7 separate regions of the Homo sapiens genome follow, and regions 2, 3, 4, 5, 6 and 7 are each linked to region 1. A link is a loop called in an ENCODE intact Hi-C map of the cell type or tissue named here. Cell type or tissue: heart right ventricle. All regions are shown on one strand. Each heading gives the region's core, and the rest is flanking DNA. Links, peaks and the distances in the headings are about the cores only.

What was found. A loop is a pair of places that touch in the nucleus more often than their neighbours do. Peaks named below come from ENCODE experiments on the same cell type or tissue, not always from the same donor. Only the 100,000 strongest peaks of a DNase experiment are listed, where the experiment ranks them.
Region 2: it touches region 1 in a loop (7-fold over the local background); 61 of 110 quality-filtered maps call a loop at or near these places.
Region 3: a loop joins it to region 1, with 5 times the contacts of the local background. A loop is called at or near these places in 2 of 110 quality-filtered maps.
Region 4: a loop joins it to region 1, with 3 times the contacts of the local background. A loop is called at or near these places in 33 of 110 quality-filtered maps.
Region 5: a loop joins it to region 1, with 8 times the contacts of the local background. A loop is called at or near these places in 80 of 110 quality-filtered maps.
Region 6: a loop joins it to region 1, with 2.1 times the contacts of the local background. A loop is called at or near these places in 26 of 110 quality-filtered maps.
Region 7: a loop joins it to region 1, with 3 times the contacts of the local background. A loop is called at or near these places in 29 of 110 quality-filtered maps.

Annotation. Positions count from the first base shown.
Region 1 is chr13:110,107,131-110,111,555 of GRCh38, reverse strand. The region is part of intron 1 of LINC03082 (long intergenic non-protein coding RNA 3082); the gene reads left to right. Among named protein-coding and RNA genes, the nearest start is that of LINC03032, 12 kb to the left of the region's middle. In heart right ventricle, for the core only: CTCF peaks have their summits at 2,252, 2,459 and 3,304; DNase peaks (open chromatin) are centred at 1,475, 2,485, 3,486, 3,705 and 1 weaker place; H3K27ac peaks cover 2,403 bases.
Region 2 is chr13:109,144,016-109,148,015 of GRCh38, reverse strand. The region is part of intron 32 of MYO16 (myosin XVI); the gene reads right to left. It overlaps LOC105370356 (a long non-coding RNA gene), which reads left to right. Exons shown (of 5, transcript XR_931717.3): 5 at 847-1,059. Among named protein-coding and RNA genes, the nearest start is that of MYO16-AS1, 21 kb to the left of the region's middle. In heart right ventricle, for the core only: a CTCF peak has its summit at 2,269; a DNase peak (open chromatin) is centred at 2,268; H3K27me3 peaks cover 404 bases.
Region 3 is chr13:110,162,837-110,167,261 of GRCh38, reverse strand. COL4A1 (collagen type IV alpha 1 chain) reads left to right here. Exons shown (of 52, transcript NM_001845.6): 44 at 32-104; 45 at 959-1,030; 46 at 2,272-2,400; 47 at 3,701-3,799. Among named protein-coding and RNA genes, the nearest start is that of LINC03082, 36 kb to the right of the region's middle. In heart right ventricle, for the core only: no CTCF peak of the experiment used is centred there; no DNase peak of the experiment used is centred there.
Region 4 is chr13:109,873,558-109,877,982 of GRCh38, reverse strand. No RefSeq gene overlaps it. Among named protein-coding and RNA genes, the nearest start is that of IRS2, 89 kb to the right of the region's middle. In heart right ventricle, for the core only: no CTCF peak of the experiment used is centred there; a DNase peak (open chromatin) is centred at 2,647; H3K27ac peaks cover 3,010 bases.
Region 5 is chr13:108,960,018-108,964,017 of GRCh38, reverse strand. MYO16 (myosin XVI) reads right to left here. Exons shown (of 35, transcript NM_001198950.3): 18 at 2,362-2,479; 19 at 1,523-1,594. Among named protein-coding and RNA genes, the nearest start is that of MYO16-AS2, 140 kb to the left of the region's middle. In heart right ventricle, for the core only: a CTCF peak has its summit at 2,305 (motif pointing left); no DNase peak of the experiment used is centred there.
Region 6 is chr13:109,882,340-109,886,764 of GRCh38, reverse strand. No RefSeq gene overlaps it. Among named protein-coding and RNA genes, the nearest start is that of IRS2, 98 kb to the right of the region's middle. In heart right ventricle, for the core only: no CTCF peak of the experiment used is centred there; no DNase peak of the experiment used is centred there.
Region 7 is chr13:109,867,387-109,871,811 of GRCh38, reverse strand. No RefSeq gene overlaps it. Among named protein-coding and RNA genes, the nearest start is that of IRS2, 83 kb to the right of the region's middle. In heart right ventricle, for the core only: a CTCF peak has its summit at 1,980; DNase peaks (open chromatin) are centred at 1,761, 2,061 and 2,331; H3K4me3 peaks cover 1,166 bases; H3K27ac peaks cover 3,292 bases.

The sequences.
Region 1 (4,425 bases), core at 210-4,209:
AATGTGCAAAAATCACAAGCATTCCTATACACTAATAACAGACAAACAGAGAGCCAAATCATGAGTGAACTTCCATTCACAATTGCTTCAAAGAGAATAAAATACCCAGGAATCCAACTTACAAGGGACGTGAAGGACCTCTTCAAGGAGAACTACAAACCACTGCTCAATGAAATAAAAGAGGATACAAACAAATGGAAGAACATTCCATGCTCATGGGTAGGAAGAATCAATATCGTGAAAATGGCCATACTGCCCAAGGTAATTTACAGATTCAATGCCATCCCCATCAAGCTACCAATGACTTTCTTCTCAGAATTGGAAAAAACTACTTTAAAGTTCATATGGAACCAAAAAAGAGCCCGCATCGCCAAGTCAATCCTAAGCCAAAAGAACAAGGCTCAGTCTTTGTTAGATAAGGTATCTGGGAGAGCTGCCAAGGGGATGGTAAGGGGGTGAGCAGAGATGGGAAAGCGCCACGTGGGACACCGTTCTGTCCCGCCACCCAGCCCGCCACGCAGCCCTCCACGCAGCCCGCCACCCAGCCCGCCACGCAGCCCGCCACGCAGCCCGCCACCCAGCCCGCCACCCAGCCCGCCACGCAGCCCGCCACCCTGGCCAGCCTTATCTTCTTAGTCTGTTAATCTTCTGCTGATATTGTTTGTTTGTTTGTTTGTTTGAAATGGAGTTTTGCTCTTGTTGCCCAGGCAGGAGTGCAATGGCGAAATCTCAGCTCACTGCAGCCTCCGCCTCCCAGGTTCAAGTGATTCTCCTGCCTCAGCCTCCCGAGTAGCTGGGATTACAGGCACCCACCACCACACCTGAATAATTTTTTATATTTGTTTTAGTAGAGATGGGGTTTCACTATGTTGGCCAGGCTGGTCTCGAACTCCTGGCTTCGGGTGATCTGCCTGCCTTGGCCTCCCAAAGTGCTGGGATTATAGGCATGAGCCACTGTGCCTAATATTCTGCTAATGTGACCATCCTAGACTCCGTAGTAAGAGATTCTAACTTTGAAAACAGCAGAGTTTGCCTGATTTTATTTGCTATTTTTCAAAGCGTGCTGTTTCATCAGTGCCTATGCAATGATGTCTATTTTCCATTGGGGTCCTGTCAATACCAGGTGAAAGAGGGGCACCTGTCAATACCAGATCTACTTGGCTGCTCTCCAAGAAGATCTGGTATTTACGGTTGCCCCTCTTTCAAGCTCAATCCCTATCTGTTTGGAGTCTAAAACAACCTGCAGACTTTCTTCTTCCCTGTGGGTTTTCCCTTGTTTAGTTTATTTATATCGGAAGACTCCACGAAGGGATCAGAGCGGACAGCTTGGGACTGAAGGGCACGTGGTGTCTGACTGGTTAGACAGTAGGGAAATAAGAGCTCCACAGAGGGAAGGGAATGGAGTAGCTAGCGCTTGGAAAGAGACGGCTGGGGGTTGACTTGGCAGCTTCTGGGAGTGCATGGCAGGCTTATCCCTCCGTGGAGGACAGGCCTGACTCAGCCGCCTGTCTCCATAGGGGGAGGAACAAGGCGGAGGCGTGCATGGCCCGGCTGCAGGACAGCTCAACAGCAGGAGCATCAAGGGCTGCCAGGGCCCTGCAGAAGGCACCGCTCCGCCGCAGAAACTGCCTTTTCCGTATTAGGATCATGATCCTGTAAAGGTGCAGCTGCTGTACCATGCTAATGAGCTCTTAAAATCTGTATTGCAGCACGTAAGTAAAAAGTCTGAACAAACTGTCTTAAAGAAAGAAGACGAAGAAGAATGAACTATCAGTCACTGTTGTGAGCACTCTTTGAGGAGGCAAGGAGAAGTGTGCTTTTAGAATTGACTGCGTTTTAAAGGACACAATGCCATTTTCTTGGAACTGGAGCAAGATAGAAATGTATGAATTTGTTGTCCCAGAGGGTGACGAAACTGTCTCTCAGGCAGAGTTCAAAGACCCCGAGGGACCCAGGAGATTTGTGGGAACGTCAGTTAGTGGGTTTCCTTTTTCATATGAAAAGGCTCCAGCAGTTAACCAGGCGTATTTAGGAGCATGGTGATGTGAATTTCCAAGGCTCCTCGGGGTAGCATTGCAGTTTCAGACCACACAACAAAGTGAAGCTTCCTGAAATTCAAGACATTGTTGGGGACTTATCTCCAGTAAGGATCAGTTTAGGGACACATAAGGGAGACAGGCCACGCCTCTCTCCTGGTGTCCTCTAATACCCTTAGCCAGCAAGCACCTTAGACTACGGGAAGGGGGAAAATGGGGAAGAGGTCCCACTGATGTGGATAGATGGTCCAGTAGGGGTGTTTCTGAAGCCTGTGCCTGGGGTCTTGGCGCTTTCCCCTTCTCTCTGCCGGGGCTAGTCCCTGACTCCTGGCCCCTGCACCCTATATGTCCTTTTTCTTGTCTGAGCCTAGAGACAGAAACCACCCAAGACCAATGTCAACTTGCCATGTCAGCCAGGAGCCTTCCCCTGGGTGGCAGCACACTCCACACAAAGCAGGCAGAGCAGGCCCGCTGCAGCATCCAGGCCCTGCTGGGAGGGATCCCTACTGGAAGTGCACTCACAGCCTGGTCAGCCTCATTCCTGGGCCTCTTGAGGCTCCCATGCATTTGCCAGAGCCCGCCCACACTTGCACTCCTACACTCACTTAGAAACACACACACACACTGCCACAGCCACACACACACTCACATGTACACAACCACATCAACACTCACACACTTATTCACAAACTCACACACACACTCATACATGCACACAGGTGTATACTTGCACATCCACACTCATAAATGCACATCCACAGCCCACACAACCTCATGCACATACACATATACACACATTCACACTCATCTCTACCCACACACATGCACACTTATTCACAAACTTATACATACACACACAGGCCCATACTCACACACACCCAACACAGGCAGTCACACACGCACACACCCTCTCACTCTTGCACGTGCACACACATTCTCACACACACTCCTATACTTATTCACATACACACTCTGTGACACACTCATGCTTGTAGACACTCACATGCACACTCGCCCATACCTAACATGATGTTACACACACTCAATCACAGCATGCTCACAATCAAACCCACACACTGTCACACACTCACACACGTGTGTTCTGTTGCACACTCACACTCTCACACTGGTGCAGTGCCTCCCTTGGGCACCTGCTGTCTTTGGCTCTAAAGCTTACGGAAGTGGCGGCCTTGCCCGAGCCAGGCCTAGTTGCTTGCTAGGGCCTTGTTAATGGCGCCTCAGTGTGGAGAACGGCGGGAAGTACGTTTTGCTTCCCAGGGTGGTTGATCCCGAGACCACAGGTTCCAGCCTGTCTGCCGCCCCAGGGTGCTGACAGGAGCTGCCTCCACTGCCTTGTGTGCCATGTCTATATTAAATTAGGGGTCCCCATGTCCCCAAGGCCCACTCTCCGCTAGGCTGTGCCCCTGACGTTCACAGAGGCAACACCCTCTTTGATGACTTACCAGCGTCCACAGAGTGACTCCAAAGGCCAGAAGTGCCAACAACTCAACTGGGCACTTGGCACCACACTTGGAACCTCCGACTGCCCCAAGCATGTGACCCGGGAGCCTCCTGGATCCATGCTGCTGTGGCAGCTCCCTCCAGAACTTCAGGTCCCATCGCCAAGGGATCCCTGAGAACAGGGCTGACGGAGAAGGTCTGGGCCTAGTCTTAGCAGTGCCACCCTTTTGTGGAGGGACAGTGTTCTGAGCCTCGATATCCTCCTATGGAAAACAAAGGTTTTAGGACTTTGATCTTAGTGCACTCGGGCCACTGCAATGAATTGCCACAACCTCGGGCTTGACACAAGAAGTGTGTTTTTTCACAGTTCTGGAGGCTGAGGGTCCAAAATCATGGGGTCCACAGGCCGTGGTCCCTCTGAAGGCTCCGGAAAGGGTCTCCCCTGCTTCCAGCCTCTAGTGCTGATGCAGTCCTTGGCATTGCTCGGCTTCCAGCCACATCGCTCCCGTCTCTGCCTCTGTGGTCACTTGAGGTCTTCCCTGTGTGTCTCGGTATAAATTTCCTCCTCTTAGGAGGACCTCCATCATTGGATTAAGTCCCCAGGTAAGCCAGCATGACCTCATTTTAACTCGATCACATTCACAAATACCTATTTCCAAATAAGGTCCCATTCACAGGTACGGTTTACAACTTGAACTTGGCTTTCTGGGAGACACAATTCACCCCTAACACTGACCTTCAAGATCGTGACATTTAGAGATGATGTGTAACCAGAGATTATTAATATTACAGTAAATGACATGAAGAAAAGGAATAAAGTGTCAGGCAGCTCTACCCACCAGCCTGAGCACATTTCTGAATCTAACTGGCAGCTCAGTTTGGGGGCAGTTCTCACCCTCATCTGATCTTCTGCTGCTCAGGACTGAGA
Region 2 (4,000 bases), core at 1-4,000, 960 kb after region 1:
TTCCAAAGAGACATATTCTCTTCTTGTCAAGCCCAGGTCTATTAACATGGCAAAGGAAGAAACTTCACACAGCTCCTGCTTGCTTAATGTCCACTTAGTGATAAATGGAGACCCCCCTTCTCTGGGGGTGTTAATCTAGTTTCCCCAAAGGACTTACTCGTTTGGAAAATGAGGAAAATTATGCATTGATTTAAAATGGTTCTGGAATGCAGAGGAGCGCCCCACTTTGTATGAGACAAGAATTCAGACAGTCACAGATCATCAGCAGAAGAGCACCTCAGTAAATTATCTTCCACACTTTTTCTAATTTTCATGAGCACTCCCACCCCCAACTCCCCACACACAAATAAATCACTGTGGGGAGAAATCATCAAGGGGAGTGAAAAAGATTTAACTGCTTCAGACAGGATAAAACACTACAAGACCCGCACATAGGCAAGAAGCCTGGGGGATGCTAAGCTCTGCATCCCATTATGGGATGTCAAGATTTGCATAAGGCAGACTAATGTCTCATACTTCAGTCTCGTTTCGATGTGTCAGAGAATAAATGACGATAATGTTGGAACTTCTGTTTCAAACATCAGGAGCAGAGAATAGCAATTTGCACACACCGTCCTGGAGCACATCCCAGGTTTCCATGAGTAATTCAGGGGCATTTGAGTCATTGTAAAGCATCCTGCATCTTGTCGCTAAACAATGAATGGGTAACTGCACTTGATTTGGCATAGAAACATCTGAAACCCATATGATATTGACTTAGGATGCAATTGCGTGTCTTTGAATTTTGATCTTTCATAGTTAGTTCTACCTGATATAATATTTAGAATCTTTTTTTTTTTTCTGTAGTAGAAGGGGCTGTCTGCAAGTGTTCCCTTGGAGAAATTTGCAGAGTCACATTGCTTGGTGGAATGCTAGCCCAAGAATTATTTTGTTTGTGTCGTGAAAAATGACGCCCTGGCTTCGAGAATCAGGCTTTTGTCATGAATAGCAGCTTCATGCTCGTGAAGACTGAAATGGATTGATTGGTTTGAGTACTTATTAAAATGCCTTAAGAATAAATGTTTTTTTCTTCTTAAAGAACATCTATGATAAAATATTTATAAATATTTAAATATATATTATTTAAATGGTTTGACATTGGTTTTCTTTTTTCTCTTTCTTTTTTTCTTTCTCTTTTTCTCTTTCTCTCTTTCTTTCTTTCTCTCTTCTTTCTTTCTTTCTGGGCAGTGTATTGCTCTGTGGTCTAACCTGGAGTGTAGTGGAGCAACCACGGCCACTGTAGCCTCCACTTCCCAGGCTCAAGCGATCTGCCCACCTCAGCCTCTCAAGTAGCTGGGACCGCAGGCACATGCCACCATGCCTGGCTATTTTATTATCATTATTGTTTTTTTTGTAGAGACAAGGCCTGGTTAGCTACTTTGCCAGGGCTAGTCCTGAACACCTGGGCTCAAGCGATCCTTCCACCTCAACCTCCCAAAGGGCTTGGATTATAGGCATGAACCACCATGCCTGGCTGATTTGACATTGGGATGCACTTAAAAATGATCCAGTGCCAGAGGAGGGAAATGGGCAGGAGTAGAGATGAAATAGGATGGGCCACAGAGAAGGTTCATTAATCTATTCTTTATACTTTTGTCTATGTTTGAAATTTTCCATAAGGAAAACTTGAAAAACAATTATTTTGTAAACAAATGGCCCTATGGAATAAAAGTATATTGTAAAAAAATTGTTTATAAAATACTCTCACTCCAAACTCATAATGTTCTTATTCAGAATATTTATGTAATCAAATAAAATATTTGAAATTAATAGTGACTTCCATTTAGCTTATGTGATCCTTATTAAGTAAAAATGCCACAAGAGCTAGTTCTATCAAATAGATTTGTATGTCAAACTGCTCTTTTATAGGTAAATTTTACCTCAAACAACTATTTAATAGCCACCTACTATATGCAAAGAAATACTGTACATTACAGCTTTTTTGTTGACATCATTTTTAGTACCTGTTTATAACTTATAAGCTAAGGATGCACTGTATCAGAATGTAATAAAACTGAATTTTTAAAAAATATTTTGAGTCTGATTTTCGTTAATTCGGCCTGGCTGTCTTCCACTTTCTTCTCCAGATTTCTGAGATGTACTGCATTTTTTGTCAAGACCCTGTCTTCCTGATCTTTTTCAGTGAGTAGAGAATAACATGCTCATGTGATTTCACTTTATTCTGGATAAACTCAACCAGACGCTGAGATGCCATTCAGAGCAATGGAGCACCCTAGTGGCCTAAAGGAGCCAAGGACTCTCATTCACCATTTGAATCGGGTCTCATAGTTTTTGAAACCAAGCAACTAGAAATAATTAGCATAATAATATTAGCCACATCATCACATGAGATGGAAAAAAATGTTGTGAATTAATGGGATCTTTATGTCTAGAATGGAACAGACAATTAAACATTTAGTCAATATTAATTTTAAGGGCCAAGTAGCCTAGACACTGTATCCCAGAATTATACATACCCATCATCAGTATAAAGTTCATTTGGCATTCTTGAGTTTATGGGAAAATTCTCTTCAACTAAACTCTTATGACTATTACTCGTTGCCCCTCAGTGAACAAATATTAATTTTAAAAGACTTTTTTTTTTTCTGTCTCTTTTTCTCTTGCTGTCTGAGCAGCATTGCATAGGTAGCTAGGGGAAGAGACTCTAGAGACAGAGTTACTGCACTCAAGTCATTCTCTGTCCCGCACGAGCACAGCAGCTTTGAGCAAGTAGATTAATCTCCCTGTGCCCCAGTTTTTCCACCTGTAAAATGGAGATAAGTGGAGAAGATGCCTTATAGTGTTGTGAGAATTAGATGACTCAGACAATGCCTGGCACAGTAAGCACTACAATTCCTTGCTGCAAATATTTCTTCTCAGACTGCAGTCACATCCATCATCTGCACAATCATATCTTTCTTATATGTGTGTCCACCACTCTTAGAATCTGCATGGTTTTGTATACTTCAAATTGCATATCCAAGAATCTATAGAAAATGAACTGGTTTGGGCAACATAGAATTTGTGAAATCCTACATATAAGGCTATGGAATAGTAATGGAGTAGAATTACGCAAGAAACAACCTTGCTTCCTATACACAACTCACTGTACATTATAGCACATTATATTTCAACCAGAAATAACTAAAGCAGTGAATTACTGAGCAGTTTAATCTCCTCGATGTCATTGTTCCAAACAGCCAAGGAGAACATTTTGAACCTTTCTGCAAAATTTGTGCAATAATTTTCTCCTATGAAAATTGAACAAAAAATGAACTTTAGTTAATTTAAGGACCCTGAAGGGTAAATTAGCCACACACTGTATTATTTGGTAAGAAAGCTATTTCACGGTGAAAATAAAAATGTCTTTAAGCATAAAGAAGGTAAAGTAAAAGATTTAAAACTTGAAAGAAATTCCATAAAAGTCATTGAATTCATTCAGAAGAAAATGGATTACTAACCTCAGGATCAAACTGTGTAAACTTTAATAGTCATATAACCAGCCCCAGTGCTGAGCACCAGCACTGAATGCTTTTCCTTCCATAGCTTATGTTTAACCTCTCCTACATTCTAAAAGAATGGCCTGAACTATCCATGAGAACATGATATCCGAACTTGTAAACTTATTTCCCTCATCACAGCCCATAAAGAATTATACATTTGGCCGGGCATGGTGGTTCACGTCTGTAATCCCAGCACTTTGGGAGGCTGAGGCGGGCAGATCACCTGAGGTCAGGAGTTCAAGACCAGCCTGGCTAACATGGTGAAACCCCATCCCTACTAAAAATACAAAAATTAGCCAGGCATGGTAGTGGGCGCTTGTAATTCCAGGTACTCGAGAGGCTGAGGCAGAACAATTGCTTGAACTTGGAAGGCAGAGGCTGCAGTCAGCCAAGATTGTGCCATTGCCCTCCAACAAGAGCAAAACTCCGTCAAAAAAAAAAAAAAAAGAATTATTATA
Region 3 (4,425 bases), core at 1-4,000, 56 kb before region 1:
GCAATTCCCAACCTCCTCTTTGCGTGTCTAGGGTATTGGTGGCTCTCCAGGAATCACAGGCTCTAAGGGTGATATGGGGCCTCCAGGAGTTCCAGGATTTCAAGGTAAGACAGCACAGACCTTGCTGCACAGCCTTTGCAGCAGCAGACGCTGTGTGAAGAGCTTGCTAACCTCGGGCACCTTAGCACTGATAGCACCGCTGCCATTATAGCACGAGATACTGTTCTCTTCAAATTAAAAATGGCATTTCTGTGTGGCAGCCCAATTTGTATAATCTTATGGATGCCAGTGTAAAGACATTCTGATTTTCTTATTAAGAATCAGTGGATCATTAATATCTCAATAAGAAGTCATGGATTTGGGCTATTCATTAATTTATTCATATATTAAACACACATTTTTGGGCTGCTTACCAGCTCCCCAGGCACTGCAGTTTTTACTGCTGAGTCAGATACACGTGAAAGGTGAATAAAACAGGTCGCAGCCTCAAGGTGTCTTGTGGTCCAACTGGGGACATGTGTGAATCAGATCGGGACCAAAAACAGTGCCCTATGCCCCTCCACTAGTTGGATCATTTTACAGTTGGCTGCATGCTTATAAAAATGTAGCTTCTGGGTTCTAGAAAAAAGAGTTTCATTAAAAGTTTTACACACGTGACCAGAAATAATGCTGTTTTCTTCCTTGAAGATAAATTGGAAATTTGTTCACTGTCTATGTGTGCATATATGTGTATATATGCATATATGTGTGTATATGTATGTGTATATGTATGCATGCATAAGCAGGTGTATGAATGTGTATATATGGGTATGCATATATGAGTATATGTGTGTGTATATGCATTTATCTATACATTTGTGTACATGTATGTGTGTGCACTAGAGAGAGATATATACACACACATATTTGTATATCATTGGGAATTCTGTGCAAGACAGTGCTTTCCCTCTGCTTTTAGGTCCAAAAGGTCTTCCTGGCCTCCAGGGAATTAAAGGTGATCAAGGCGATCAAGGCGTCCCGGGAGCTAAAGGTAGGAGAGTTTGTTGATCTGTGGACACCTTACTGGTGCTTTGTGAAAATGTAAAAGCCAGGAATGCACAGAATTGGGGTGTTTGGTTTTTCATATGTGAAATGACTCAAAAATCATTAAAAACAATTGATAGGGAATTCTTTGCAGCAAGTCAAGATTCCTGTAGTTGACATTTTAACCAGCGACTTGTCTGAAAGTAGAATCTGATAAATCCAGGACTGAGGGAACTCCAGGGGAGGGGTGGCCGAGGTTCTCACTGACAGGCTCAGAATTCAGAAACTTCCCAAGGCTCTCAAGTTAGCCTGAAATCAACCACTGAAAGTTATAATAGGAAAGAAAATCAATCTTGCACTTAGAGACGGAGTGCATTCCTGCTGCACAGTAAAGAATTCTTCCTGGGAAAGGTGCTGTTGGCTTCTCCACCGGTGGGAGCCTACAGCATGAAAGTCGCCGAAAACCACATCATCTCAAAAGGGAATGGTTTAAGCACAGTATTCATCCTGCTTCCTCTTTACAGCAGACCATACTTCTAGGGCATCATTTAATTTTCCAAACCATGTTTTGGGAGAGAGAATGAGAAACCACATGCCCTGAGAAGTGGAACCCAAGGAAGGAGAGGGGAGGGAGGGTGTGTGGAAGGTGAGGGAGGGTGTGTGGAAGGGGAGGGAGGGTATGTGGAAGGGGAGGGAGAGTTGAGGGTATTGGGCTGAAAACGGGGAGGCTGAGGGGAACTCGCACTTTGTGTGGTTCTTACCACATGCCAAGACTTGCCATGCAGAAGAAGGATTAAGTTCATTCGTCACTCAAAGATCAGGACCAGTGTGATACTATACAGTAAGGCAGGTTTCAGATGAGTGTGGGAAAAATGTCCTAATCGCAGAGTGGCACTCTCCACGTCAGAAGCGGGGGCTGCTTGGGAAGAACAAGCTTCTCTCCCTGCTGGGAGGGCTGGCATGAGGCTGCAGGGCAGTTGTCAGGGGTCCCAGAGCCCAGAATGCAGTGGGAAGTTACGCTGATGCCCCAATGCCTTTGCCCGAGAGTTCAGGATTTCAGGTTAAATAATAAAGATGTGCAGATTGGACATGTTTTGTGAAGATCTGATTACCTGGGTTTTGATAATGACTTTACCTTTGAGAAGTACGTTCCATTTGGATAGCTTCACCCGGGATTCTCCTTCTAAAGTTGTTTCCGCCCCAGTATGTGGACAGTGAAATTGATCAATGCCTTCCCTATTCCCACAGGTCTCCCGGGTCCTCCTGGCCCCCCAGGTCCTTACGACATCATCAAAGGGGAGCCCGGGCTCCCTGGTCCTGAGGGCCCCCCAGGGCTGAAAGGGCTTCAGGGACTGCCAGGCCCGAAAGGCCAGCAAGGTGAGAAGGCTTGGCCTGTGCAGGGCGGTATGGGGAGCCCAGAGGGGCAGTGGTCAGAGTTCCTCCTCACCCATGTATCTAAAATAAGTTTCTGGGTAATGATTATACACACACATATGAATATGAGTTTCTTACCTCCCTTCAATGCATATCAAAACCTATGACATTTTTAAAGGGACCTAAAAAAAATCCAGAAGAAAACCCAGGAAAAGCTAGAGGAACACATAACAACACATCTGTGTTCAGTTAGAAAAACATGGGCTCAAAGAACCAGATCATTACCTTTCCCCCTCCTGCCTCCCGCTCCAGATGGGGGTGGCATGTAGCAATCTGGAATGGTAAAAATCGGTGCTCTCCATCCATGCCCCCAGGAGCGCTGCCTGATTGGCACTGTCTGTACAATTCTCTGTTATTTCCTGAAACCCTAACATAGTCTTCTGCTTATTTGAGTGAAACATCTCCTATTTGAAGAGCTACTGATAAGGAGTGGGTGGGAAGTAAAGGAGAATGAAAACATTTTAAAGTTGAAAGCATCAAAGAAAATTTAATGATACTTAAGAATAAGCTAGCCAGGCTCACTGGGTCACACCTATGTAATGCCGGCTTTTTGGGAGGCTGAGGTGGGAGGATCACTTGAGCCCAGGAGTTCAAGACCAGCCTGGGCAACATAGGGAGAGTCTGTCTCTACAAAATAATAATGATAAAATTAGCCAGGTGTGGTAGTGCATACCTGTAGTCCCAGCTACTCGAGAGGCTGAGGTAGGAGAATCGCTTGAGCCCGGGAGGTCGAGGCTGCAGTGAGCGGTGGTCACACCACTGCACTCCAGCCTGGGTGACAGAGCGAGACCCTGTCTCAAAAAAAAAAAAAAAAAAAAAAGAGAGAGAGAAAGAAAGAAGAAGAACAAGCTATGTACATGAAAACAAAAAAACTATCCATGTTGGTATATCTGTTGCCTAAAAATTGAGACCCCAGTATATGGCTGAGAGGGAAAGTTATCCAGTCTCTCATTCCCTCCACATCACCTGCCTTTTCCAAACCAATCTGCCAAACAGCAAGAAACCAGGGAGAACTCAGAACGAGGTGCCCAAACACACACCCCCTTATGAATATCCAGCTGCTTCTGCAAAGTCTGTACTCGACTTTGTGGGAAGCAACTCCTGGCTGTCCGAGAAAACGTTCTCATCTGCAGTGAGACTTTATGCTTGGCTCCTTGAACACTGAAAAGGACATTTAAGAAGGGAAGAAAGAGATACAGCTTACTGCCATACAGGATCATAAATTATTTTTCCTCTGCCTCAGGTGTTACAGGATTGGTGGGTATACCTGGACCTCCAGGTATTCCTGGGTTTGACGGTGCCCCTGGCCAGAAAGGAGAGATGGGACCTGCCGGGCCTACTGGTAGGTTGCGAAACTTCCAACGTAATTACCCTTGACCAGGATCTTTGGGATAGAAGGAGCAGAACCAGGCATGGGGAAACAGCAGAATGAAGTTGGATATATCACTTGACAGATTTCCGAAGAAGTCTGTTTCTTAGAAGAAATAGAATCAAATAGAAGAGCTGAAGAAGTGTTCTTTTTTCTGTGTAGAGACAGATATTGATCAAAGTGTACGTTTCCCAGATGTTGTTGAAAGGCAGCCAATAGTGGTGGCCCATGTGGTTTCCTAAGTGGGATGTGAGCTGCAGCTGTGAAAATTCTATTTCAGCAAAGGACAAGGGAAGTAGAAATGAAAATAATGCCAGCATTGGCCCAAAGGCATGGGATGAACTTGATCTGCTTCCTTAGGAGAAGGCACACTCGAGTGTCCGGTGAAGGCTATGATGCAAAAGGCTGAGGCCACTGACTAATTGAACAAAGAGCTCAGCCCAGCAGACCTGGGCACAGTTTGGCACGTGGCACAGTTAGAGAGGGGACAGAAGCAGGCCTTGCCTGCGAGGTCCCTTACTGCTCCATTTCCATACGCAGGCTTTGGGCTGCTATGGAGGAAGAAACACCTTAAGATGAGGTTGTTTAATAATTCTATG
Region 4 (4,425 bases), core at 234-4,233, 230 kb after region 1:
CAGACAACTGCTCCAATGAGTGTCCCAGCCCCAGCCAGCATCCACCACCCTGCCTGCCAGGGAATGGGACCTCTGATGATTGTAGCCCCAGCCTCTGAGCTCCAGATGAGCCCCGGGTATCATGGAGCAGAGATGTGCTGTGCCTCAAGTGCCGACCCCCAGAAAGTATGAAAGATAATAAATGATTATTGTTGTATTAAATCACTAAATTTGGTGTAATTTGTCATACAGTAATAGATAACTAAAACAGATTTTAAAAGTCACTGCCCATAGTATGTAAATTACAAGCATATGTCATGTATATGTAATTAAATGTAAATTACATGAAAATTACAATAATGTAAATTATATCTGCCTTAATTATGGACACAGAGATTAGGAAAAATACATGATATGTTATTTGCATACCACTTTCGTTATTTAACTGTAACCCCAGTTCCAAAAAATAATAAGCACAGTTTTGAAATTCTAGACAAATTCAAACCTAATGTTGGAGTGTATTTATCTTATTGATGTTTTTGTTTATAAATTAACTTTGATTTTAATTTTGCACTTGCATGTTAGGTGGCTATGCATGTAATTGGACTAAAATTTTATATGTGACATTAATAAAAACGGCATCCTCAGGACAAATACATATTCATCCTGTGGGAATCTTGTGTAGTTTTCCAGGCATCCTTGAATAATTATGTCCATGCAAAATTTAGAGTTAATATGAATTTCATTTTACATGGAGTTTTTAATATATAAAAAATCTACTGCAGAAGATATAGGTTAGTCAGGTTGACCATCTTTTTCAACATTAGCAGACATTTATAACTGATATTAAGTTAAAATGATTCAACCCATTAATGACTACTGCCAACCAGATAATGATACAATATAATGTCATATGCTAACATAAGGCCACACATATTGTAAAACTCTACTCATAGGGAATTCTAATATATAGGTAAATTTAAGCCATAGATTATGGTCAAAAACTCAATTTTAACATGTCCAATTCAAATTAATTTTGAAGAAAAGTTGACCAAAAAGTAAACCCCAAAAGATGGATAAGATTAAGTGGAGCTGAAGATGTGTGTAATTTTTGTGTTCACAGTCTTTTTTTAAAAAAGTGAAACCTAACTCTCAAAATTAAATTTTATTTTGTTTTACAGGCAAAGTATTTCTATCTTTACCTTGACATCTGTAAGCTTCCAATCAGAATAAATTTCAATACACAACTGTGCTACTGATTTCTTCTATGAAGATCTCATGCCCCATTTGCCTTGCCTCAGTAACGTAGCCATTATTCAGCGACCACACACAGACACTGCTAGCTCACCCCTAAACTTGTAGTCATTTGAGAAGTTACTATGCCCAGATGCTCTTGAAACTTTGCTTTGGCTATTTCAGTACATTTATGCTTATCCTGAAAAGAAAATAGCAGTGTGGCAGTTGCTTCTGCTTCGAAGCACCATTTTCTTTTACTTCCCTACCCAAGTCCCAAGTCCCAGCAGAGCCTGTGGTCCCAGGAACTGTGACCTGGACGCTGAGAGGGAGCAGAGGCACGCGTGCTAGGCCCACACTCGTCTGAAGATGCCAGGGGGTGCCATGCTGCCCTTACACTCATGCCCTCAGGAGCAATGGGCAGACTCATCTGACATCCTTCCAGGGCTGTTTTTCAAAACCAGAGTCAGACGGCTATTACGCTGCTCTTGCAGTTGTGGGTGGATCAGCCTCCACTCAGAGAAACAGAAACAGGCTTCCCTGAGGTCATGCGACACATCCTTTGGGACTTGGAGAAGGATATTTGTAAGTTCTAAATTAGCAAGCCAAATAGTCCTGAAGAGCTGGTCAACCTGCTGTCTAGTCTCCTAAACCTCACAGAGCATCCCATGCACAGAGCAGGTAAAATAAAAAGGGTAGCATGAATAAGAAAATGCATTATGCTTTAGCAAAGGTCTACCTGCCTCCTGACAGTTCTTAGATCCTCACAGTGGGGAAGGCACAGAAAACTTGCAGAGAGCCCGCCTGGCCCAGGCCTTGGCCTCACCTGTGGCCACCCCTGCTTTGCACCACTGCCTCCTCAAGGGACAGGTCCCACGTGACAGCGTGGCTGGTATGGTCCCTGTAGAAGTGCGAGAGAAAGCAAGGACACAGCCTACTAGCCTGAGAATGCCAAAACAGCTTCTGAGTAGTGAGCATTATGATTGCAAACCCAATTGTTCATTTTCATATGCAAATCCTGGCATACGTGCCAAAATGAAAACAGTACTGAATGGGATATACCTTGTTGACTTACATGGTCCTTCCCTCCTCCCATTCCTTCCTTCCTTCCTTCCTTCTTTCCTTCCTCCCTTCCTTCCCTCCTTCCCTATCTTTCCTCCCCTACTCCCTTCCTCCCTTTCACCCTTCCACCTTGTCTCCCTTCCTTCCTTTCCTTCCTTCCCTCCCTTGTTTTCAGTACTTTGACTAAAAAGGGACTGAAAAAAGAAGTCAAAGTATGTTTTTGACTTTCTAGTCAATGTACTCAGTGTCTCCATTAAATACACTACAAAATGTACAAAGTGTACAAAATACACTACAAAAATGTTATTTTGCAATGCATGATGCATTAACTCAGCTATGGTTTCTAACCAGGGCAGGCTGTGCTGTGTCCTCGGCATTGGGTGTCTGTTCAGCAGGCATCACAGAATGAAAGGCTGTCCATGAATAAGTCTTCATTTCACTCATGCAGAGACAACCTGGTCTTTTATTTTTTGAAACCTGTCAAAACCTTGCCAGGAACCAGAAACCATCAGGCCCGTTGTGGTTTTATTTTATCCGTGAATGAGTATTGAAAAGTAATTGTGTGGTTGGCTCTTATGCTTCTTGGATTTTTGAGATGCTTTTCATGCCAGTTAAAAAGATTATTTTATCAGTGACCTTTGTAGACTGACTCTGTAGTAAACAGGAAAATGTTCAGCCACTATGAATTATGTAATACTTTGAAATTGTCTAGACAGTGTGAGCAGGGCAACAGATGGAGTAAATTCTTAGAAATGAAATCAGTTTAGCAACAGAATTCTGAACCGAGATGGTCTCCACATCTCTCCCGCCCCTGCCCCTCTGATCCTGTCCTCTCCCCTGATGCTCCTAAACTCTTTGACCCCAAGATACAGAAGGATTTATCAGGAGTCAGGTGTGGTCTACCCTTTGCACTGATTTAGTAATGGGCTACAATGTCAGTGATTTGCTCATTTGTCATATTTCTTTCTCAGTCTTCTTGCTGCTGGGTGAAGAGTCAAGGATGACATAGCAAATAGGGACACTAACTACAGAAATTATTGCTGTGGTGCTTTATCCAGGCAGCACAGAGGGAAGGCAGGCCTGTGGTGGGTGGAGGGGGTGCTCTGGACTGCCTTGCTGTTTACACACCAGCCTCACCTTCTTCAGAAGAATGCCCTATTCCTCTCGTGGTAGAAAACTGTTCCTGTCCAAAAGAATATCTTTGAGCATAGTTACATGGTGGGAATGAAATGAAAAGATAAGAAAAAAAGCAGACTTAATAATTAAATCATCACTTACTGAGAAATCAATAAGCGTCTGGGGAATGAATAAATGTGTTAACTATTGTCAGCAGAACTTTCTTCCCAAATGAAAATAGAACAAAACTAGATGCTGAGGTCTCTGGAAGCTACAAAAAAATCTAAGACAAGAATGCAGCCTATAAAAGCTTTTACAGTGATTTGGGAGCAAAGTGTCCTGCCTATTAAGCAGGTAACTAAACGATGTACACTAGGATTCCCTCAGAGCAACAAAATGACAGAGAAGAGCAAGTTCCCCTGGTGTTGGGGAAACCAGGAATGGATTTATCGGGGATGGGAAATTTCAGCTGGTCCTTGAAAGAGGGTAAAATTTAGATGACAGAGGAGGAGAGCACAGCAGGCCACAAGAGCATCAAACAAACTTGAAGTTAGGAAATGGTGTTCGGAGGTAGCAGCAAGGGCGGTGGAGGAGAGTGCATTGGCTGTGAGGCTAGCAAGGGTTGGGATTAGGAGTTGCCCCGGAGCCCAAGCCTGGGGTGTGGCATGTCCCTAAGCATCTCATGCATTTCACGCTTGTGGCCGTATGGGTGTCCTCTGGGGCTCTTTGCAGAGACCTGCGTGCACCTCCCCGGGAAGCAGCCCAGGTTTGGTTAGGTTACCTGTCTGGTTCTCTCGCTATTGTCTTAGCGGGATCTCCCCCCAAAACAGATCTGAGACAAGAATTTATATGAGAATAGTTTATCTGGAAGGTCAGGGGACATGGCTAGCAACGGAGGCAGTTAATGAAGAATGACTTATCTCAGCATGAGAAGATGGCCATAGGGAGTGCCTTGCCACACTGAGGCCACCGTGTGTGACACCGTTGAGTCTCACATGGAGACATTCATTGTCCACACAGGAGAGGAGCAGGGTG
Region 5 (4,000 bases), core at 1-4,000, 1.1 Mb after region 1:
TCTGTTAGAAGCACGGGTGAGGAAGGATACCTACTGATACTGGCGGAAAATGTAGTCAGAGAGCTGCAAGTTCAAGGCCATCGAGATGGAACAACACAAGGGGAAGGGGCAGTGAAAGTGGGTGTGGCCATTTATGACATTGTGAAATTGACGTTCCTAGAGCCATGTGACTGAGGAGGGCAGGTGGGTCACCCACAGGGTGGTGGTAGCAAGTGAGGGTGGTGTAAGCAGAGGAAATCATAGATACTAATAGTGAGCTCAATGTTTCTCAAAAGAAGGTGCGAAGAAGAACAATGTCTTCAAGATGCTTAGTGTGGCTGGAGGCAAGGGTGCCAGTGGGGCCTCCTAAGCCATCTAAAGTGATGAGCTGGTGTATCTTTGAAAGACTGTTGGCCTTATTCCTGAAATGCCTATTGCATTTCAGAAAGATTATTTCAGAAGTAGTGTGGAAGGAGGGCAAGTTGAGATAAGGTGAGATAAAAGAGGAACCAGGAGTGTCTTGCTGTAAGGCAGGGAAAGAATGATAAATTCAGCAGTGCTGATGAAAATGAAGGGAAGGCAGTAGGAATGGGAGATATTTATGGCGTGTGTCTGACCTATGCATGGAGGAGGTAGAAGAGAAAGAGCTATCAAGTATAACTTTTGGGCAACTGAGTGAACAATGGGGAGATTCATTACGTTTGGGGATATTCTGAGAGTAGAAGTGAGGCAGGAATAATGACTCACCTACCTAAATACATGCACATAGGCCCAAAAGGCCATAGAGAAAGAATAGTAGCGATTTAGAGAAAAAAGATTAGATGAATGGTGAGTTCTCACAATCACAATAAAGAGGAAAATAGTAAGGCCATCATTTAGAGTGAGTACTTGAAGATCATGTGGGAAAACCACTCTCTTTGTTCACTGAGTAGAGATGCATGTAGCATAGAGATTAAGCATGTCATCTGGGAGTCAGACAGCGCTAGATTCTAATTCCAAACATGTCACTTACTAGTGATTTGAGGTTCAAAGTTATTTAACTTATTTGAATTTTAGTTTTCCCCTCTGTTAAAATGGAAATAGTAATGCCCACATCAGAGCAATCTGTGAGAATTCAAACACTACAATTTTTATAGGACTTGGCACAATGCCTATCAGTTTATATATGTCCAATAAATGACAGCTGTTCTAACCAATGAGGTAGCAGGAAAAGGTTGGTCCTTCATTGAAGAGTGCAGCATGGCACCACACATGCAAATGGATCCAATATTTTCTTTGAAGAAACCCTCTTGGATTGATGGTTTTGTTTTTCTAAGGTGACAGATTATCTAGAAAGGGTGACCAGTTAGGCAAAATGGTCTCTCAGGAGCATAAAGAGTCTACACTATAGTCATGTCAAATGACCAAACAGGCTCAGAATGCTTTCCTCATTTGGCATTCAATTCATAGAAATAGTTTCACTAAGTGGGGACAAGTCAAACTGTATTTAATTTTCATATTTGATTCTAAATTGCACAAAGATGTTAGAGCATAAAAAAATTACCTTTAAAATATTGAATATCAGTTGTTAAGGCAGATGCCAATTCATCTGTTGATACTTGTAACATTCCAGCCACTAAAATTAAATCAGCATTATAAACATAAAGTTAGTATATTTTTTGATACCAAGAACATTGAATTTTATGGCCATAATTGATAAGTTTTATATAGGCACATTACAAAACATGAGTATTTTAAAAAGTCATTACCACTGTAATTGTCAAATTCAACTAGAGAAACATCTTACAGTAATCAAAATATTAATGAGTTCTTACAGTTCTGTGCATTAAATCACAGCGGATGTTTTTCCTCCCTGTCCTCACAGATGGTATGGAATTGTTTTTTTCCAGGTACCTGGTTAAATCTCTTTGATATAGGTGAAGATATGTTGTTTCCTGACAATCTGTGGTTTTAAGGTATTTTTTAAAAATCTGGGAGCGACTAACGAGGCAACTTCAAAGAGAGAGATTTTTGGCAAGATCTTTGAAAGGGAATTAATTACATTCTGTTTAAAATGTTGAGCTAATAACATGCTCCCAAAATACACTGGGTAGTGGGGTGAAGGGTACTTAGAACAATATAAATAAACAACAAGTATGTGCTAAAGAATCAGTGTTGCTAATGTGGTGCACAGAATGAGAACATAAAAGTACATCTTGCTACTCATTTCCACAACAGATTTTAAGAAAAAACAAAGTAGACAATTTCCCCCCCTCACTGAATTCTACTATAGAGGAAAGGGTTTAAGCCAACTGGCTTTTCTGTACTATGTCGCCATCTACTGGTAGATCTACAAAATTGCACATCAATGTGGTTAATGTCAGAAGGTCATGTTCCACTGACCTTGTTCCAGGAGCTGGAGGTCAGAAACGAAGGCGGAGTTCCCCTCATTCAGGGCAGTAAACCGAATGTCTCCAAGGTGCAATATTGCTGCTAGAATTACGAACAGATTCTCCACCTCCTATGCATTTTACAAACAGAGAGAATGAATAGGGTGCTTAGAAGAAAGATTAAAAGGCAAAATTTTTAAATATCTAAAAGTAAGTTACAAAAATGATGACCCTATTAATGAGGTTGGGAGTTTGCAGATCCCAAATGTTCGATATGGCAAGAAAACTACCAGTCTCTACCTCAACATCAAAACCTCATAATTCAAAACATATTTTCTCTAAATCAATGTTCCTGTTCCTGAAATATAAGAGAGTCAGGAAATAATATTCTGATATAAATTAACAGCTTGTAGATAATTGTAATAACAAAAATGAATAATTGTGTGCTTAGGGTTTGACTGGCTGGGCTTCACTTGTAAGGTTAGACTTCACTCCCCCTCCTCTCCAGGCTCACGTTGGACGCTATTTAGACTTTGCAGTTGCTGTGGCCGCTTCATTCAAGAACCTACATCATGGTGTTCATTTCTTCGCTATCTCTCTTATGAGATAAATTAACACGATGATTACAGAATTGTTTACTTCTCCTGGAAAAACTAAAGGAGGCCTAATGAAAACAACTGTGCCTAGACTCAAAAAATGCTAATTGTTTTTTAAGGTATTTTAAGGAAAACAGAAAAAAATGGATGTTGGCAAGAGCTATCTTTGAGCAGAGGGTAGCAGGAAGTAAGAGAATGCTGAAAGAGAATCTGGAACGCTGCATAAAAAAAATGAGACCTTAAATTTGATTTTGGATAGTCATTTTTTGGCAAGAATGAAAAATCAAGAAAAAGCTGCAAGTTAAACTGTACTTTTCTAGAATGTCAAATATTTAGCATGATGATATCAACAGTAAAACAGGTTGAGCCCCGTGAAGGGCAAGTGGCATAGCCTGTTCTGTTCTCAGTCTCCTAATCTGTAATTTGAGAACAAAAACTCCTTCCCTAACTACTGTGGAAGCGGTTCTAAGAACAATGCTGATGTGCTTTATAAATACACAGTGGAAACAATACACTTCTTGAGACTTCCGTGATTTTCCCCAGAGCTTGTAGTTTTCATAATAAGGTATGATTTTACCAATTTTAAAGTGAGAGCATTGAAAAGAATGATCTCTAATTTTCAGGTATAATAATATTTTATGAAAGTGATATACATATAAAAATGTTTTTGGTTAACCCCTAAATCATAAATTTGTTTTTCAAATTTAATTTACTTATGCTGTATAAAATGGCATTATTCAAGCCTCTCAAATTTCTTAACTACTTGTCAACTTATTTTTTTTCCTTTTTTTTTTTTTTTGAGACAGGGTTTCACTCTGTTGCCCAGGCTGGAGTGTAGTGGCGCAATCATAACTTACTACGGCCTTGACCTCCCGGGCTCAAGTGATCCTCCCACTTCAGCCTCTTGAGTAGCTGGGACTACAGGCAAAAAATAGTGTCCAGCTAATGTTTTTGAAAAAAATTGTAGAGATGGAGGTCTCACTATGCTGTTCAGGTTGGTCTCGAACTCCTGGCCTCAAGCAATCCGCTCATCTTGGTCTCCCAAAGTGCTGGGAT
Region 6 (4,425 bases), core at 249-4,248, 220 kb after region 1:
GGGTACTCTATAGATGTTAAAACCTCAGAACTGATGTCATTTTTACCGTGCAGAGAATTAAATTCTTTCCAGCTCTTGTTAAGCAGAGATGATAGAACGTATATATATGTTGTGGGAATAATTAAGGAAAGAACTAAAAAAGTGAGAAGGAAGATCTGGCTTCTCTTTAAAAGGCCATTAAAATCTTCATAGTATTGTCTGCTTAAGCAGCACATTCCAGACCAAAGCAAGAGAGTGCATAAATGTAAAGATTAGGAGCACAAACTCTGGAATCAGGCGCATAACCGTAAATCCCACTGCCTCTTGCTAGCTGTGCAGTCATGAAAAGCCAGTGTGTGCCTCAGTTTCCTCATCTGTAAAATAGGGACGCCAATAATAATAATAATAATACCTAGCTTATAGGGTTGTTGGGAGGATTAGATTAGATGCATGAGCTACTTTGACAGACTGCACGCTGATCTGTGACACTCGCATCTTCCATGGCTGTCACCAGCAGCGGGGCTGCTCTCATATCAGGAATAAGAAGAAATCAATTCACCATCCTCAGCATTCACTGTCTGTCTTCAGTGTTCATGGCCCTTAGCATTCGTGGTCTTCAGCATTCCCTGCCTCCATCATCTTCCACCTTGACTCCATTCACCAACAGAGGCCCCGCGTTGTAAGTTTTCTTTGTAAAAACTCATTGAGTGAAGTGTTGCTCTGCATAGAGGTAAAACAACATAAAATAGTTCATGTCTCCCAGTTTCCCCTTGGATGAAGCCCTTTGCATTCTTGCCCTTGTGGAAGTTTCTAGTCCTTGCCTAATCATGACTGAGGTCCCAACTCCTTTTGCAGAGAATTACTCCGATCTTCAGAGCCTGGGGACAGAGCCTCACATATGTTCTATTTCTGCTGCCTGGACTCCCCCATCTCTTCATCCTCCTTGCCGTGCAAAGCCTCTGCCTTTCTATTCAGCCTTCTGCACAACCATAAAGGATGTCTCTCAGGACCTCAGCACACAGCACAAAGCACGCTGTTTTCTAATTATTTTTATCTTCCTTAGTAAACTATGAGCTGCTGGAGAGAAGTGATCCTGTCTTCTTCATCATTGTCTCTCCAGGGTCAGACCTGACACACAATAAATTCTCAATAAACCTTGTTGAAAGAACTATAAATTGTTGAGACAGGCCAGAAAGCAAACCTCTTTCTGAAACATCCATTCATTGGATTGCCTTGAAGTGGTCTCAGCCAAATCCACCTTTTGCATTAAGCATGTGTTACTCCCAAGTACAGCAGAGAGTGTGGCTTTGGAGTCAGGCTGGCCAAGTCATCTCTGACCATCCCAGTGACCTTGACCAAAACCCCCAGTCAAATGGAAGCGTATAGGTAACACCTCGCCAAGGTCCTGGGGTAAATGCTTCCTGCCTTGGTTCCCAGGCTCATCTGCACGCATCATCTGAGGACCTTCGGAAAATGCTAGGGAAGGTGTCTCAGACTACTCCCATGATTATGGTGTAATTGGTCTAGCCTACAGTTTGACCCTTAGAGCTTTTAAAAGACACCAAGTGATTCTGAACTGTACGTATTTAGGAACCACTGGCTTAATAGATAGTTGTTGTTGTTGCCATTCTTCTGTTACATTTAATATCATATATAATAATATAGAACATATTATACAATATATTTAATATAAATGATATTTAATCTTGTCCTGAGAGCTAGGAAGAATTAATGCAGATTGTACTTGGGAAGATACATTTATTGAAGCAACTATATCATTGTTATGAGACTGGATTTGTTCATCAGACTATTTTTATTCTCCCTGCAGGGTAAAGGACTGAAGCTGTGGAGAGCCCACTGAGAGAAGGACAGTGAAGACAGCCTACAGCCCTGGGGGGCCGTGGGGACTCTGTCTACTATGGGCAGTGCTGGGAGCAGCCTAGTGGGCCTTGGGGCCTGGGAGGGACGGTGGAGGGAGCCTCTGAGACCTGGGAGGTGGCCCAGACCCATAAAGTGTCACTTCAAGCCCATTTACCCCTCAGTCTTTGAAATAAAAGGGCAACAGTGTTGATGTTGAATCTGTAGTCAACCAACAGTGAAAGCTGTGGTTTATACCCAACAGGTGTGCAGATGAACCTTAAAGTGAGTCATGACTGAGCCCCTGACCCAGCTGTAACTTGTATGTCTTGTATTGTAGTAACTTCCCTTTATTTTCCATGGCCCCCTCAGTATGGATGTTCTATGTCTTTTTACAATCAGCAGATATCCCACATTTTTTGCCATCATGCTGATTTTTCATGTTGATCATCTTCAATATAAAAGCACCTAAATATTTATTTTTCTTTAAAAAAGGTGACAGTCTAATATTTATCATTATATGAAGAGACATTTTTGTGTTTCCACAATTATGTTTTCCAGATACAAAACATCCTCATGTATAGAATCAATAGAATTACTTAGCTACAGTTTTCCTATCATCAATATTTGACATAATGTTTGCAAATCTGTCAGCCTAAATTATGTATATATGCAGCGAAGCTTTCACTATTTTGAAATTCTAACAATAATAACTGTAAAATTATAAGAGAACTGATAAGCATTCAAAAATCAGTTTATAAAATGTTTGTGTTAAAAAATGGATACGTAAAAAAAGAGATATAATGGTGACATTAATTCCAAAGCCAAATTTCTGTTACTATTGGGAAGAAATGTCACATTTTGATGTGCTTTGTCCAGTGAAATGCAGAGGTTAGGGAGGATGTGAAAGGCAGCCCAGTGGGGTGAGGACGGGCCTGATCCGGGAAGTGGGGTGTCCCCCTCTGTGAAGCACAGCTTGTGGGGGGCGTAAGTCATTTGTCTCCACATCCCAATTCCTGAGACCCTGGTAAGTAGGAGACTGTGTAGGCTGGAATCCTTTCTTTAAAAAAAACTATCTATTTGGAACCGCATGATCTGAGCTACTGATGCGAGGACACATTCTCTATTAATAGCGCCTCTATTCTAGCTCTTCATCACATCCTATCTGTGACATTTAAAGCCACTTAAGAGACACAGCATTGGCCTTGGCTGCCTTGGACGAGTTCTTATCAACATGCAGAGGCTTAAGGGAGCATCTCAGGATAGTTCAGCGGCTGTCTCCATCAATACAAACACTGTAGACTAAGTCGCCCCTTCCGTCACTGACTGCATTCTGAACCTGCTCTGGAAATGCTTCTTCAAAGTGCAAGGCAAACCTCAGCCCAGTCTGTCCTGCATTCCATAGTGACCTCTGTGCACCTGTGTCCAACATGAAACTCATGAAAGCAAAACTGTCCCCTTGAGTCCCTCGAGGTCAGGAACCGGTCTTGTTTACCTTCATGGTACTAGATCTGAACGTGGCACCTGCCTCGCAGTATTAAGTGCGCAGTCTGGGATTGTGGAACAGAAGTCATAAATCTTTTTACTGCCTTGCTTCTCAACCTGCGGTCTATGGACTGGGGCGTTGGCATCTCCAGGAAATTTGTTAGAGATACCGAATCTTAATCCCCACCCAGACTTATAAAAGCAGGATCTGCATTTTAACCAGATCCCCAGGGGATGTGTGCACACACCGAAGTTTCAGAAGTGATGTACAGTTAACTAAATTTTACTAGGTTAACCTATTTTCATGACACTGTTTGCTTCCTGCACCAATTTTAGATAATGGGCTCTGAGGGAGGCATGGGGCAAAATGATAAATTCACAAATCTCTGATTCATACATTTGAATACACCCCATCATTAGCAAGGAAATGAATGCTCCTGATTAAAGTGACTGTTTTTGTAACGTCACTGTACTTTTCCGTTTCAAAATAAACCAGAATACAACTTGTATGTCTGTCCCATTTACAGCTGAATATTACATCTAGATAAATAATACTAAACCCCGGTGTCATGAAGGACAGCCTGCCTATTACTTCTGCGAGGGGAAAGAAATACTGCCACTCCACCACATCTACCCCATTAATTCCATGTAAAGCTTAGCTCATACTTTCTGCTCCATGATCTGCAGATCTCCGTATTCGTTTATTTCTACTCTGTATCATTCCAACTGCATTTGGGTTGTCCTCTACTACCCCCCCACCCCCCCCCCCCACACACACACAAACACTTAACATAAAAACTAAGGATATGCAACTTTCAGCTAAGCTTGACAATGAACGGTCACCCTTATGCGATATTGCTTGCTAATATCCTTTCGCTACTACTACCTTGTTTGTTGCTAATATTTGAGCTGGACTTAAAGCTAAACTCATAGGGATCCTGCGCTGTGTGTTTGTGACCTGCTTTCCTTAGAGCCACTCAAAGTCTGTGGCCTCACAGGTCCGGTCTGGCATTGCAGTGTGAAATTCTCCACGTGCCCTTGCCATGCCTAAACACAGCCCCTGGAGAATGTTCCAGCCGACATTCCCTGAGACAGCCTCTCACC
Region 7 (4,425 bases), core at 221-4,220, 240 kb after region 1:
AACAAATTATTTTGCAAATGCCAATCTCTCTCTCAATGCCCTCTTATGTGTATATATGTGTGTGAGTGTGTATACACACATATATTTATACATGTTTGAGAAATATACATATATATATCTCTCTCATATATGTATCTCATATATATATCTCATATAGATATATATATGAGATATATGTATATCTCAAACATATATATATATATCAGCAGCTGAGTTGATTATTCATTTAACCAAAATGTATTGAACCTTCACTAGGTACTCAGAATTCAGGCCAAATGAACATGGTTTGTGCTCTTGAGGGGCTTAAGGTGTATTAGAGGAGACAACAGATTGTTTGCAAAGCCTCTTTCCTGGAATCCCTGCCTCCATTTTCACCTGGTTAAGTCCTTCTTAACTCACAGGTCTCAGTTTAGACATTGTTTCTTTCTCATATTTAATTCTATTATGGTTAGTACACTTAACATGAGATCCACCGTCTTAACCAATGTTTAGGTGTCGGTGTGTTATTGCTGACTGCAGATGCAATGGTGTACAGCCGCTGTCTGAAGCTTACTCATCTTGGTTGATTGAAACTTTATGCCGTTGATGAGTAACTCCCAGACACTTTTTTTCTTGGAAGCCTTTCCTGACTCCCCAAAGTTTGCTGTGTGCCACCCGCCACCCATGCTAGCAGGACACATCTCACATCTCACTGTGCTTTCTTGTCTTGCCCCTTACTCATCTGCATTCCTGTCCTACTTGTTTCACAAAGTGGATGCTGTTCTAAGTCTATCCTGTGCCTGGCCACAAAAAGAAAATCCACAAATATTTCATGAAGAATAAATGAGATCAGCAAGCGCAGCTCATGGTGATAAGATATTCGCTGGGGTGTGCCTGCGATGGAGACATCTAAGTCCAAAGCTTCCCAGGGAGTTCTGGAGGATAGATAAGAGTTTGTCAAAGAACAGATAACAGCCTTCCAAGTGGAAAATCAATAACAATCTTGGAGTTGCCAAGATGTGGAGGAGTGTTACCAGGACTCACAGGCAGTCCTCCACGGCCTCCATGTGGGAGAAGAAAGCTGGGTCTAGAAAGGCCAAATTACACAGGGCATGGCAGAAATACCTGAGTGGGCATTGAGGGACAGTTCCCAGTTCTAAGGTGGTGGCCACTGAGTTGAGAGACTTTAGGAAAGTTACTTAGTCCAAAGGTTGTCCAGAGAGCATTATGGATGAGCTCCACCAAACGTGTCCTGGAGGAACTTTCTAAAAATGTGCTTGCCCCGGTCCCAGCCCAAAGGCTCTGACTCAGGAGGCTGGCTATGGGCCTCCCTCTGACACTGCCGTGGCACTTGGGTGGCACCTAAGAGAAGCACCTTTACAGGCCATGGAGATGGTCGGCCATGGGTCAGAGGGTGCAGACCTGGGCCACCTGGAACAACCCTGTGAGGCACCTCAAGGTCACTCTGACCACCAGTAGCCAGGTTTGGGGAAAAACAACAAGGATTCTGGGGCCGCTTCCTCATTTTCACAAATTCCTTCCTTAGCAACGTCACCAAGCTGTCCTGAGAGAACAGACGAAAAGATAGGGGAGTGACTCCGAGAGACGCCCAGCACTGTCTTGACCTCAGAAGGTTGCTGCTGTTTGATTGTCTTCATCAGCAGCCGTGGTTGTGAAATGACTGACAGTCCTGTCGGGGATGGAATGAGCAGGCCCATCTTTCCGGGGAAGCTCCCTGAGGCTGCCTTCCCACTCAGCTCCTCCCCTTCTTTGCGATGCTGGTCAGATTCCTTCTAGATTTCCAGTCGGATTCTCATCTGGCTTCTGCTCGGCGGAATTTTTCTGAGTTTCTGATTAATTCTTCAGGAGCGATGCCTCACCCGGCATTGCCTGCACAGGGAGGGTCTCCTGGCCGTCTGTGAGCGAATGGCGCTGCCCTCTGGAAGCCGGAGCCCACGTTCCCTGCGAGGCTGCAGGGCGTCCTCCCAGCCAGCAGCTGGCTCTGCGCTGTGTGTCCGCTGAGCCCAGTCGGCCGCTCTGTCTTTTGTCTGAGCCCTCGGTCTTGGCTCATTGCCTGGCAACGTGCTGGTGCCGCCAACCTGGGAAACCACTTTCTCTTCTCTCGGTGTCACGTGTGTACTCACCCAGAAAGATGACACGACCGCCCCGGAATTGCCCGTCTTCACTCTCCCCCGCGTCGTGGCTGCACCAAGTGGTCTGCACGCAGCAGCTGTTTTATGTGCAGCGAGTGCTTGGTTATTTTTCAAGTTTTTTTTTTTTCCCCAGAAATGTGGCCTTTTTCTTTCCCTGGAAAGGAAGCTTCAATGTGTGCTTCTGGGAACGAGCAGAGGGAGAGTCGCGAAATGCATGGCTGGCATTCTCTCCCACTCCTTATCAGAGAGGCGACTGGGCCAGGTGTCTGATTTGCTTCCTGCCATGAACCTCGAGGACAAATGGGGACACCGTGTTAGTGGAAACCTATTGCTGTGTTTCCCATTTAGCGAGCCCAGGCTGGGATTTTCTTAGAAATTAGAGTGACAACCAGATTTTTATTCTCATCTATCTCAAAAAGGCACTCACATAACAGTGAATCTTGCTGGTTGACAGGAATTGGCATTGAAGCCATGATATTGTTTACCAAGACTTGACCTTTGGTGACTCAGGATTTTTCATCCCTTGCTGCAGCGTAGTTGTTTTTCATGTTTCAAGGCAATCTGAAATGACATTGAAGTCTGATGACCTTAGGTCAAGTGCTTCCTCAGAATGTTTTAAGCCTTATGATCTTGCAGAGGCAATAACATTAAAACTCATTATAAAACTTATTCTAATAAATAAAGCTGTATATGTCAAGCGCTTTCTGTGTGCCAAGTATGGTGCTTAGCACTTACCAGGAATTACCACATTTAAATCTGATGGGCACCCAGGGAGGCAGGTGTGTCCCTAACCTTATCTGTTTAATAGAGGAGTAGTTATAGTTGCCTTACTAAATCCAAAGAATGTTCAAAACACATGAGAAGACTTTGCTCTCTCCAAAGCACCATGCAGATGAGAGTGTGATTGATCTGCATCCTATCTAAGCATGTTCCTGACTCACTGTTCACAGTACAAGCACATCACGATGTTTTGCTAAGAGTGGGATAAAGGTGACACTGCTCTGCTCAGCTCTTCTCCTGGGTGAGATGCCAGGCAGGAGGGGGCCAGTGCTGCCCCCTTGACTACAGCACAAAGGGGCCAACAGAGGGCAAGAACTTAGTTCCTATCACCTCAAGCCCCTGCAGACACGAATCAGAAATTGTCATTGCCTGTTACTCTTTTATAGCATTAATTCTAACTGTATTTTCTTAAATTACAAGAACACCTGACATTTCACTATATAACTGCATGAAACAGCAATTTAATCTAATTGTAACTCATACTATTAACACCATTTTCTCCATTGAGTGATTTTTCATTAAGGTCCAATAATTACTACCTAAAAATGATGTTGGACCATTTTCAGTGTTTTAGTCATACATCTAGAGCCAAGTTATCAAGGCTGCATTTTTTATTGTCCCAGATTATGTGTTAAATACAAACTGAATATGTACTTTGGAGTGAGCTATAAAAATTTTCCTCTAGGTGTTAGAATAAAATTGTATTTTCCAAGAGCAAACTTTGATCAAAAGGCAGGATTTTATTAAAGGATTCCAAGTATTTTTATGGTCATGCACATGTACACGGACATAGATAGATAGTGTGTGTGTATAGACATAGATAGATAGTGTTATGTGTTGAATTATGTTCCCCTAATCCCAGAGTTTCACAATCTGACCTTGTTTGGAAATGGAGTCTTTGCAGATGTAGTCAAGGTAAGATGAGGTCATTAGTGTTGGCTCTGATTCAATATCACTGGCATCCTTCAAAAGGAGGAAAATTTGAACACACGTACACACACACAGAGAATGTCATATGTAGATGATGGCAGATATTAGGGTGATGAAGCAGAAGCCAAGGAACACCAAAGATTGCTAGCAGATTACCAGAGACTGAGTGGCAGGCATGGAGCATTTTCTCCCACACAACTTTCAGACAGCTGACCTCTTGACTTCTGACTTCTCGACTCCAGAACTGTGAGACAACAAGTTTCTCCTGCTTAATCTACCCAGTTTGTGGTACATAGTTAGGGCAGCACTAGGAAACAAATATAGATTTATAGATGATAAAGAGGTAGATTGATTGATAAATGATAGATGAATTGATAGATGATAGGTAGACAGGAGAGATAGATGGATGATTGATAGATACATAGATTGATAGATGATAGACTGATAGATACATAGATAGATGATAGATAGATGGATAGATAGATGATAGATATACAGATAGATAGACAGACATATACACAGGCAGACAGACAGACAGATAGACAGACAGATGGACAGACAGATGACGTGCTCTGTATCCACA